2 separate regions of the Homo sapiens genome follow, and region 1 is linked to region 2. A link is a loop called in an ENCODE intact Hi-C map of the cell type or tissue named here. Cell type or tissue: endothelial cell of umbilical vein. All regions are shown on one strand. Each heading gives the region's core, and the rest is flanking DNA. Links, peaks and the distances in the headings are about the cores only.

The links. Hi-C counts contacts between places; a loop is a spot of excess contacts. Peaks named below come from ENCODE experiments on the same cell type or tissue, not always from the same donor. Only the 100,000 strongest peaks of a DNase experiment are listed, where the experiment ranks them.
Region 1: a loop joins it to region 2, with 2.8 times the contacts of the local background. A loop is called at or near these places in 1 of 110 quality-filtered maps.

Annotation. Positions count from the first base shown.
Region 1 is chr5:124,810,971-124,816,328 of GRCh38, reverse strand. No RefSeq gene overlaps it. Among named protein-coding and RNA genes, the nearest start is that of ZNF608, 67 kb to the right of the region's middle. In endothelial cell of umbilical vein, for the core only: no CTCF peak of the experiment used is centred there; a DNase peak (open chromatin) is centred at 3,308; H3K27ac peaks cover 857 bases.
Region 2 is chr5:124,946,220-124,951,603 of GRCh38, reverse strand. It overlaps LOC107986391 (a long non-coding RNA gene), which reads right to left and starts at 752. Exons shown (of 5, transcript XR_001742528.2): 1 at 413-752; 2 at 178-320. In endothelial cell of umbilical vein, for the core only: no CTCF peak of the experiment used is centred there; a DNase peak (open chromatin) is centred at 2,953.

The sequences.
Region 1 (5,358 bases), core at 359-5,358, 140 kb after region 2:
AGGCACTGCTCCTCTTTGAATTACAGCTCTAAGAAGCAGGAATCAGTAACTAGATGTTTTAAAACCCCTTTCACTAGCAATTTAAAGAGATTAGAAGTTTCATGGAGAAAGATGTGCTTGGAAATCATTAAAACGGTAGACATTGTTTTCAGAAAGAAACATCCTTCGGTCACACTTTTGTAGCTAGTTATGGTCTGATGGAAATCAATCACAAAGAAAATTCAGTGTAGCCTAATGGTCATTTTCACAAGAGTAGACCAGACCACTTGTGGCACAGCAGTTACTATCTTTTTTATTTGTATTTCACATAGGATATTTTTAAACCTGCACATAAATTGTCTGACAAATCTCTATGTCTACCATATCTGGGGAATTGTTCCTCCTATGAGCCCAAAGCCATAGCTTGGCCTTAACTGACTAAAAACATTTTAGGTGCAAATTGCTGCTCCCTCCCTCTGTATATCAACGTTGCATTTTCTTCTACAGGGGTTTCCTATCCTTATAACACCTGGAGAAATAGATGTTCCTCAGCAGCCCTGACTTCAGAGGAAAAGCTTATCTGTTTGCAAGGTGGAAATGCTAGGCAACTCTCCAGAGGAAGAGCTCAGAGGCTGTCTCATCCATGGAATTCATGCAGTATAAGTGACTTAGTCTGAGAAAATATTTATCTGAGCCATTGGCACCAAACCTCCCATTGCTCCTTTAAAGTACCTCAGCCTTAGTTTGGGCCTGTGGCCTGGAGGTACATCCAAGATGGACCAAAAGATCCAGATTAGTTCCAGGCAGTGACAAGAGAGGCTGGAAGAAGGGAGGCCAACCGTTTCCTAAGGCTGTTTCCCCACAAAGCATTGATAAGAAGAAAGCCAAATTTTCTTTCTTTTTTTTTTTTTTTTGAGACGGAGTCTCGCTCTGTCGCCCAGGCTGGAGTGCAGTGGCTTGATCTCGGCGTACTGCAAGCTCCGCCTCCTGGATTCACGCCATTCTCCTGCCTCAGCCTCCCGAGAAGCTGGGACTACAGGCACCCGCCACGACGCCTGGCTAATTTTTTGTATTTTTAGTAGAGACAGGGTTTCACCGTGTTAGCCAGGATGGTCTCAATCTCCTGACCTCGTGAGCCGCCCGCCTCGGCCTCCCAAAGTGCTGGGATTACAGGTGTGAGCCACTGCGCCCGGCCAAGAAAGCCAAATTTTCTGTTTTCCAATTTTTTTTCTGTTCCCGTCCATCTCCCTAGGCTTTAAATTTCCAAATATATCAAATATGATTTTTTTTTGGATGGAGTCTCCCTCTTCACCCAGGCTGGAGTGCAGTGATGCGATCTCGGCTCACTGCAACCTCAGCCTCCCAGGTTCAAGTGATTCTCCTGCCTGAGCCTCCCAAGAAGCTGGGATTACAGGTGCGCACCACCATGCCAGTCTAAATTTTGTATTTTTAGTAGAGACAGGGTTTCATCATGTTGACCAGGCTAGTTTCAAACTCCTGGCTTGCAGTGATCCACCTCAGCCTCCCAAAGTGCTGGGATTACAGGCGTGAGCCACTGCGCCTGGCCTCAAATATGATCATTCTTAAAAGCAAACCAAGTTCTATAGAATATATATATTTTTTAGGTGAAACTTGATATTTCGTGTTCTACGCTGCTTTACAAATTGAAAAATATCTTTTCTTTAGTTCAAAGAAAGGGAGAGAACTAACAGTTGAATTCCTATTGTGATTTATTGTAGATACATGTTGGATTTTATGTCATCTTATTTAATCCTTGTAACTATTCTGCAAAATAGTTACACTGTATAACTTAATCCCCAGAGAGTGTCTACTGTGTACTTTCTCTGTTCTAGGGACTTTTACAGGGGTTAGAGACTTTGTGATCCCACCAGGAACTCATTCTGGTGGGGAAGATAGCATATGAATGACTAATTACAATAGAAACAGTAAAGTCCCATAATACATAGATGAACAGAAGGGTATTCGAGCATACATTTTAAATTTAAATTTCTTTAATGTGTGCACCAATCAAAATGGTAGGCTTACCCCAAAAAACAAATTCTGAGGCTGTTGCAAAAGACTCCAATATTTTGACACAAAAAGCTTTCTAGAAACAGATGGGTAACTAACTAGTAACATAGGTACCTCTTTATCTTTTTTTCTGTAAGGGAACTCTGGAAAGGTTTCTAACTACTCTTTTCCTCTAACAAAGTTACTTACTTCTAACAAAGTTTTTTTTTATTATTTTTATGTTTTGAGACAGGGTCTCACTGTGTGTCACTGAGTGCACTGGAGTGCAGTGGCATGATCGTAGCTCACTGCAGCCTTGAACTCTTGGGCTCACAAGATCCTCCTGCCTCGGCCTCACGAGTAGCTAGCACTACAGGCATGTGCCACCATACACGGCTAATTTTTTTATTATTATTATTTGTAGAGGTGAGGTCTCATCATGTTGCTCAGGCTCATCTCAAACTCCTGGCCTTAAGTAATCCTCCCACATCAGCCTCCCAAACTGTTAGGATTACAGTTGTGAGCCACTGCACCTGGCCTAATTTCTAATGATAGTATTTGCCAGTAAAATAACTTAAAACGGGCTGAGTGCAATAGCTCATGTCTGTAATCCTGGCACTTTGGGAGGCCAAGGCAGGTGGATCACTTGAGGTCAGCAGTTCAAGACCAGCCTGGCCAACATGGTGAAATCCCGTCTCTACTAAAAATAGAAAAAATTAGCTGGGCATGGTGGCACACACCTGCAATCCCAGTTACTCGGGAGGCTGAGGCAGGAGAATAGCTTGCACACAGGAGGCAGAGGTTGCAGTGAGCTGAGATCACGCCACTGCACTCCAACCTAGGCAACAGAACGAGACTTTCTCTCAAAAAAAAAAAAAAAATTAAAATATTTTAAAGAGACTTTACCTATTCATTCATACCCTTACACAATTCTAAAAATATTTTCATGTGGCTTACACAAATATATACAATAGCACAGAATAAATGAAAATAGTAGCAAAATGACTATATCTGTGTATCTTTCTGTATCAATTTCCTCTCAATATCAATTTCCTATTCCCCACAAATAGCTATTTCCTCTCTCCTGGTTTCAATTCTTTGTGGCTATCTGGAAAGCTCTGGTTTCCTCTGGAACTGATCAGTGCCTTGCTCTAGCCCCAGACCGCCCTGGCTTGTCTCCATGTGGGGTCTGCGTCGCCTCCTCCACAAGCACAATTCAGTCTCCAAATGACTTAGGCAAGAACTTTTGTCTTAAACAAATCTGTTTATCAGAGAGCCATTGGATCATATGTTATAGAAGCCTCAACAAACAGGATATTCCGTCTCAAATTGGTGGCCTCTTGGCAAACACAAGAATGCCTCCCAGGGAAGCATATGATTCTCAGGAACACCATGACACGTCATCAGCCTCAGTCACTGAAGGAAACAGGTTAGGCATCTGCTCACTGGCACTTCCTGGTTGAAGTACAACAATTAGTGTCTTTTTTGAATATGTGCAGCTTTGGGATTATTAATTTCAGCATGAGAAATCATTAGTATTCTTAATTTAAAGAGGAAACCTTTGGACAGGAGTCTGCGGCTATCAATCAATACTAAAGATTTTCTCTGAATTATGATGTTTTTACCTGACTCTGAAAATGGATTTTTTTTCCCTTTTCATTTTTGAGCTTTTGAATTTGACTTAGCATACGGACTCTGTCAGGTTCCTGTGGTGAATTGATAATGAAATTAGGAGAGACAGGGTCCATTGACTTAGAAGACCTGTGCCATTAGTTAAGTCTTCCCTCTGTTTCTGCAGCTGGCTTGACACCCACTTAGTCACCTAGGTTTTGGCACTTGCCTCTGACACTAACACTTGAGAGAGCAGAGCTCAGAATGGAGATGAGGAGGTAGCACAGTAAATAGGCATTATCAAAAAAAGACAGAGGTGAAAATCAATACCTCCATTAACATCTAGAAGCAGACTTTTCAAAGAACATTTATATGTTTAGCTGACAGTAATGTACCAAGAAGACTAGTTCCTTTATAGGTCACAAAGTATGTAACTATCCCTATGGTGTTATTTATTTTTCTTCCCATTTGGCTAAGAAGTATCATCAATAGGATTTAAAACTAAAAATAAACAAAAAACTCTGCCCAGCAAAAATATTCAAATAAAGGGTACAATTTTCAACAAAGTAGATACAACAAAATTCTAGTAATATACATCAAAATTATTAATAATGTAAGGTAAAATAGCTATTCTCTTGAAATTTGTCATAAGGCTTTGACGTACACGTATATCTTTTTTATAAGGTTATTATTTTTGTGACGCACATGACTTGAGATACCTGTATTGCAATGAACTGTATGTTTCTGGTTTTGTTTTTTTGGCATTGTGTTACTGTTGTTATCCTAACTGTCATCTTCAAATATAGGTTTAATTCCTGGTTTTCACATTCCTTAGCTCTGTGACTGTCAGAAGTCAACTTATATCATGCTCGGTTTCCCTATGTGTTACAGTAGTATTAGGAGAAATAAGTGATAGGTGTGTGTAAATGCCTAGCACAGTGCCTGGCACAAAATAAAGTCTCAGTAGATGGTAGTCCCCCACCTCCCCACCCCACCCCTCATTGCTTTCTCTTCCTCCCATGTTGGTCCCCTTGCCTCCTCTGCTTTGCCATCTCCTTCTCTATACCATCAAAGGAACACCTCTGGGCAAAGGAGACCACATTCATTTATGTCGGATAACACATTGACCTGGCGGCCTTCATTCCAGTGTAAAGAGGCTGGGTACCTCCCCTGTAGCTGTCATCCTTGCTCCTTGGTATTCTTTGCTAGTGCCTGTGCACAGGAGCCAAAGCTTGGTGTGACCAACTATCATCACTAAGCAGTGTAGGATTTGGGACCCGTCTCACCTCCAGGAACAGAAGTTGGAGCAAATAAATAGATGTAGTCTGTCAACTTGAACTTTGCAGGACACTCTGAACTTGAGTCCGATCTTCAAGAAAGAACAGGTTTAGAACAAAGAAATGCTGAGAACCTTGGGAGAAAGTAAGAGAGCCTTAAAATCCATCTGAGCAAAAGATAGACAGGCTGAGCAGTATCTGACACACATCCTAGACTATGGAAAGGCACATTTCAAAAAGTTAAAAGAAAATATATGTTTGGTCCCATGGCCAGAGGGTTTTCTAGAAGAGTATAAATAGGTCCAGAAGGACTAGAAAATTAAATTCTAACTATATAATAAAAATTAGCCAGATATGGAAGAAAAACTAAAGAAATCAATATGGTTGCTTGGGAACTCTCCTTGGAGCTCAGATATCAAAAGGCATGTTTCAAAGATCAAAGAACTTGTAGCCCAGAACAAAAGCAATGCAATAGCACAAA
Region 2 (5,384 bases), core at 71-5,070:
AAAGAACAATTTAACAAAACATATAAATTTACTTGTTAAAAAAAGCAAAGCCAATAATATGTAGCTCTTCTACACAGTCTGGAAAAGACAGAAACCTCCTGTATTAGTTTCCTGTGGCTGCTGTAACAAATTAGCACCAACTTGGTGGCTTAAAATGGAAGAAATGTATTTTCTCACAGTTTTTTGGCCGGAAGTCCAAATTCAGGGCCAGCCATCGTGGCTCATGCTTGTAATCCCAGCACTTTGGGAGGCCAAGGGAGAAGGATCACTTGAGGCTAGGAGTTTGAGACCAGACTGGGCAACATAGCGAGACCCCATCTCTAAACAGAAAAAGAACAAAACAGTTAAAAACAAAACAAAAAAACTAAATCAGTGTGTAGGCAGAGGCTCTAGGGGAGATTCTGTTCCTCACCTCTTCCAGCTTCTGATGGCAGTCAGAAGCTTGTGACTGGATCACTCATCTTTGCCTCTGTCTTCACTTGGCTTCCTCCTGTACATCTGTCTCCTCTATGCATCTCTTACAAAGATCTGTCATTGCATTTGGAAGCTACTTGAATAATCCAAGATAAGCTCCTCTTCTGAAGAAACATAATTATATCTCCAAAGACCCTTTTTCTGGATAAGGCAATATTCATAGGCTCTGCAGGTTGAGAGGTAGACATATCTTTTGGGAATGGGGGCAAAGGAGAAGGGTCACCAATTAACCATCTCCACAAGAGACATAACTCAAGAAGAAAGCATAAATGGGATTGGTATTTCTGTTTTTGGAATTTTAGATTTAGAAGTTTAATATCTATTTTCTGAGATAAAAATCAGAGTAAGCAAAAAAGAAGAAAGCATAATCACTGACAAGAAGGCAGGGCAAAAGCAACACCTTCTGACTCTGAAGTGCTGAAGGTTGAAGGTAGGTCCAGACAAATCCGTAAGACTGTCTTTAGTGCTCCTTTCCCCGACTTTAGTAATAAAAAAGCTAATTACACAAAAACTTTAAGTCATTAGGAAGCTCAATTGTGGAGCTGATTCTGTTTAAATCAAGCCTGAATGAGTAAAAGTTAGTTTTATAATTTTGGAGGATTTCAAAGTAAAAGAAAGGTATTCAAGAAAATGTGTTTAAGTAGCGCATCTCCATTCTCAGTGATTTTGGACAAAATGATGTGTGGCTGTAACTTCCTTTATGGTTAAATTGTAAGATATTATGTATTACAACATGATCGAATATATGCCATTTCAAACCATGCCCAAGATAAATGACCCATATTTCAAGTTAAGCTTTTTACATTTGAAAAGAAGACAACAACCTTGGACCATTACTGAATCCCGGAGCAGAAAGACTGATGTAGCACATATTCTAAATATCATTTGAGTTGAAGGCAATGAAATTTGTTATATTCTATGATATTTGAGAACGTATGTGAGCTTTTTAAATGTGCTCCATGGTTCAGTACTATTAAGTCCTGATACATCCAGTTGATGCATCGCGTCATCAACCTGCCAGCAAGCCCTTGGAGAGCCATTTGTCCCTGGATCCAAATCAAGTATGTACCCTGACTGCTAAAAAATATTTTGTTAGACTAAATGACTGAGCTATCTTTACGGGCCTGCCAAATGAATTATGACAAAGGTTGACCACTTTGGGCCCTCAGGCAGTATTACCAAAAGAAAAAGAAAAAAAATCTGTTCTTCCTAGTTGCTGGTCTTCTCCAGAACAAATGCCTCATTCTTTCTTTTATGAATCTTAGTTGAGGTTCAAGGTTCTTGCACTTTTTTATCTTGGAACTTAACAACGTACAGATGTCATTTATCCTGTACATTGTGTCAAGAGACATATTTTAAAGTTGGTATATAATGTGATTTCTCTGATTCCTGAATCTAAAGGAAGTTGAGGCATAACGGAAAGAGGACAGGTGTTGGAGCTCGACTTACCTGGGTTCAAATTCCAGCATTACTACTTAGTGGGCTCCACATCTTTTTAAGTGGGATAATAGTATCTACCAATGGGATTGCTGTTATGGTAAATGGTGATTAAGTGCCTAACAAACTGTAGGCACTTATACAAAGGCGGCTTTTGTTATTACCTGACAACAACAGGCTTTCTCTAAAATTGCTAACTAAAGATTTGCAAAGATAAATATACTAACTTTGAATATGTATAAAATAACAGGGAGCAGTTGGGCCTATGGCCAACGGAAAAATACATAATGTACCTGAAGGCATTCAAAAACAAAAAACAGCAAAACAATTACAAATAACAGTAACAACAACAACAAACCCACTGTGCCTACCTGACCAAACCATTGGTCTCTAAACATTCAAATTCAAACACTGTATAATTTAAGAAAGGTCATTAGAAATTAATTTGCCTTTCAGCAAATTTATGTACCAGACAGGCAAAAGGCTTTTACATTTTTTAACAAATAGTTTTCAAACTCATTTTAAGTTTCCCCTTGTTCCTCTGACCAACACATCCTAACTTTGTTTTACTGCTCCCATGCCGATTCAGAGATCTTGAACGTTCAGACAACCACAAGAAGGGTATTCAGTTTCTCTGTCTGACTACCTGAATTCCCGGGAAAGCCAACAGAAATAGAACAGAATGGAGTTACAGAGGATGTTTCATTTCCTTCAGGCTTCTGCCACATTTCTATGATTTTCTTCACGGTAGAGGCCCATGGAACTATGTAAATAGCTATGACTTCTCTAAGGAAAAGACTGAATTTTTAGTTGTATTACATTTCCTTGTATTTTATTATTGTTCTACATTGTGTTTCAGGAAAGTTTTGGAAAATACAAAGATTTTACCCATGGGAGGGAAACTGCTAAAAACAATTACCTGGGTTTGGAGCTTTTTTTCAAAAAAGGTTTTCCTTTCGCAACTATTTGGGAGTTTACTTCCTTGCAAAAGATGCGTTTTCTGAAAATTTTCCATTGGCAGCGGGCCAATGCCATAATTACTTTCAATTAAACCCTCAAGTGTTTCCCTTTCTCTTTGTTATCACCACAAACAATTCCTTCCTCTGAGTGGCAGATTTAGTCTAACTCAGCAAGCTTCCAGAGCAGCGTATGAGGCCACAAGACAACAGAAATTAAAACTTTTGTCTTGTTTTATGTGTTCAATCCAGCTGTCGTTGAATCTCCAGTGTCCAGCTCAATGTGAGGGACACATTGGAGGCCAGAGTGTTTGTAGAAAGAAGAGGTTGCAGATGAAGATTGTGGGAGACAGAGAGGTTCTGTTTCCCAAAGTTTCGTGTGGCTGGGCAGGAATGTGAAATTATTAGTCAAAAATTTATCGCAGGATAAAACCACAATCAGATCAAATATATTAAAGAAATGACTCATAAATCAAGACTACGTGTGCACCCATTAAGTTGGAAATACCTACACTCTCCCAGAACTTATTTCACGCTCCAAATATATTCCTAACCATACAATTTTATGGTCTGTCTCATGTAGAGTAGCATACCAGCCCTAACTATTTTAATTCCATTATTTAACTTTTCAAACCATGTTTCTACAAAGTATTTAAGATTTCTTGCAGGTAACTTCCACAATTGTAGGAAGGCAGTGGCAGCTTAACAACTTTTCCCCACCTTCTCTCCAAACCAGTCCTCTCCCATTTCCACACCAGCCCAACTCTAGCCCTCGTGTCCTAATTAAGGCAAAAAATACATATCTGAAGAACAAAAGCTTCAGCTTAACCAAAGTACTAAGCCTAGAAGTTAGGCCTAAACCTCATGGGTCAGGAAAACTTAAAAAGGCAGAAATTGTTCACTTTCACAAATGAAAATCCAAGATGGCTTCTTTGACTTGCTTGGGTGAAAATTGCTTTCTCTCGTCTGGACGAGAAGAGATCAGATGTGGCTCTTAGATCTGCTTTCAAATATTCTGTTCAGTACTCTCTCAATTCTTCACTACATATTTCTTTAGAGTTTGCCTTTCTTTTGAATTTTGCACCTCACTGGCCCCTTGGCTGAGTTCTGTTGCTGATAATTTGAAGACGTCTCTAGTTCCCTGTGATCTGGCTATTAAGTAGATTTACAGGTGGGTCTCTTTAGTCATGCCCTAAAAAGGGGATAAAGTTTTTGTAATCTATTTAGAAGCCACGCAATTTAACATAATTCTACTCTTTCATTTCTCCTCACCTTATACATATAATCCATTAAGCTATTTTATAGAGGCTAAATATGATAGGGCAGTGGCACTATAGTATTTCTCAACCTGTTATCAAGACTGCAATATTTTAACAGGAGTGAACACCCAAATGCAAATTTCCATTCTCTTTGTATAACATTTATGCAATAAAGAATGAATTGAGTACATGATTTTTCATTTCAGGAGTACTAGGGCTAGTAATGCATGAGCTGCAAGAAGCAAGCATTAATCTATCTAGCTGCTAAGAAATGAAATGTCACTTAGAGGAACTTGTTCTTGCCAGCACACTCTTTCATAGAATTCTCCATCAAAAAGTGGAGAAAAAAGTCATTCTTTTTCCAATTGCATTAAATCATAGCACATCTAGCCTTTTTCATGTGTTCTGACTTAGTTCCTGCATACAGAGTGTACTGAGGCTTGAGTTTTTCTAGGATACCTCTTTTGATTTCATTTTTCACAAGGAAGAGGTGGTTTTTTAAAAAAGAGAGGTAAGATGGAAGCGAAAGAAATATTTCTTCAAATGGCCAGGCGCAGTGGCTCACACCTGTAACCCCAGCACTTTGGGAGGCTGAGGCAGGCAGGTCACGAAGTCAGGAGATCGAGACCATCCTGGCTAACAAGGTGAAACCCCATCTCTACTAAAAAAATACAAAAATTAGCCAGGTGTGGTGGCGGGCGCCTGTAGTCCCAGCTACTCAGGAGGCTAAGGCAGGAGAATGACATGAACCCGGGAGGCAGAGCTTGCAGTGAGCCGAGATTGCGCCACTGCACTCCAGCCTGAGCAACAGAACGAGACTCCATCTCAAAAAAAAACAAGGAATATTTCTTCAAAAGAACATGTTTCTAATTGTGTTGCTCAATCGCTGTTGCTACTTCTGGGCTGGCATCTTAGTTGCTGTGGGTTTTGGATAGTGTCACAGGGGTGTATGTGTGTGTCCGTGTGTGTGTGTGTGCACCTATATATACCGAATTAGTTCTGTTCACTCATGAATGAACATATTGAATGCATTATTCCTCTAATAAATTGGGATAATAAATTTTTAGGTGAACTAAGGTTATAAATAATATTAATAATAACAAAGCCCTTTAATACAACAGGTGACTGAAGGCGGGCAGATCACTTGAGGTCAGGAGTTCAAGACCAGCCTGGCCAATATGGTGAAACCACGTCTCTACTAAAAATACAAAAATTAGCTGGGCATGGTGGTGGGCACCTGTAATCCCAGCTACTCAGG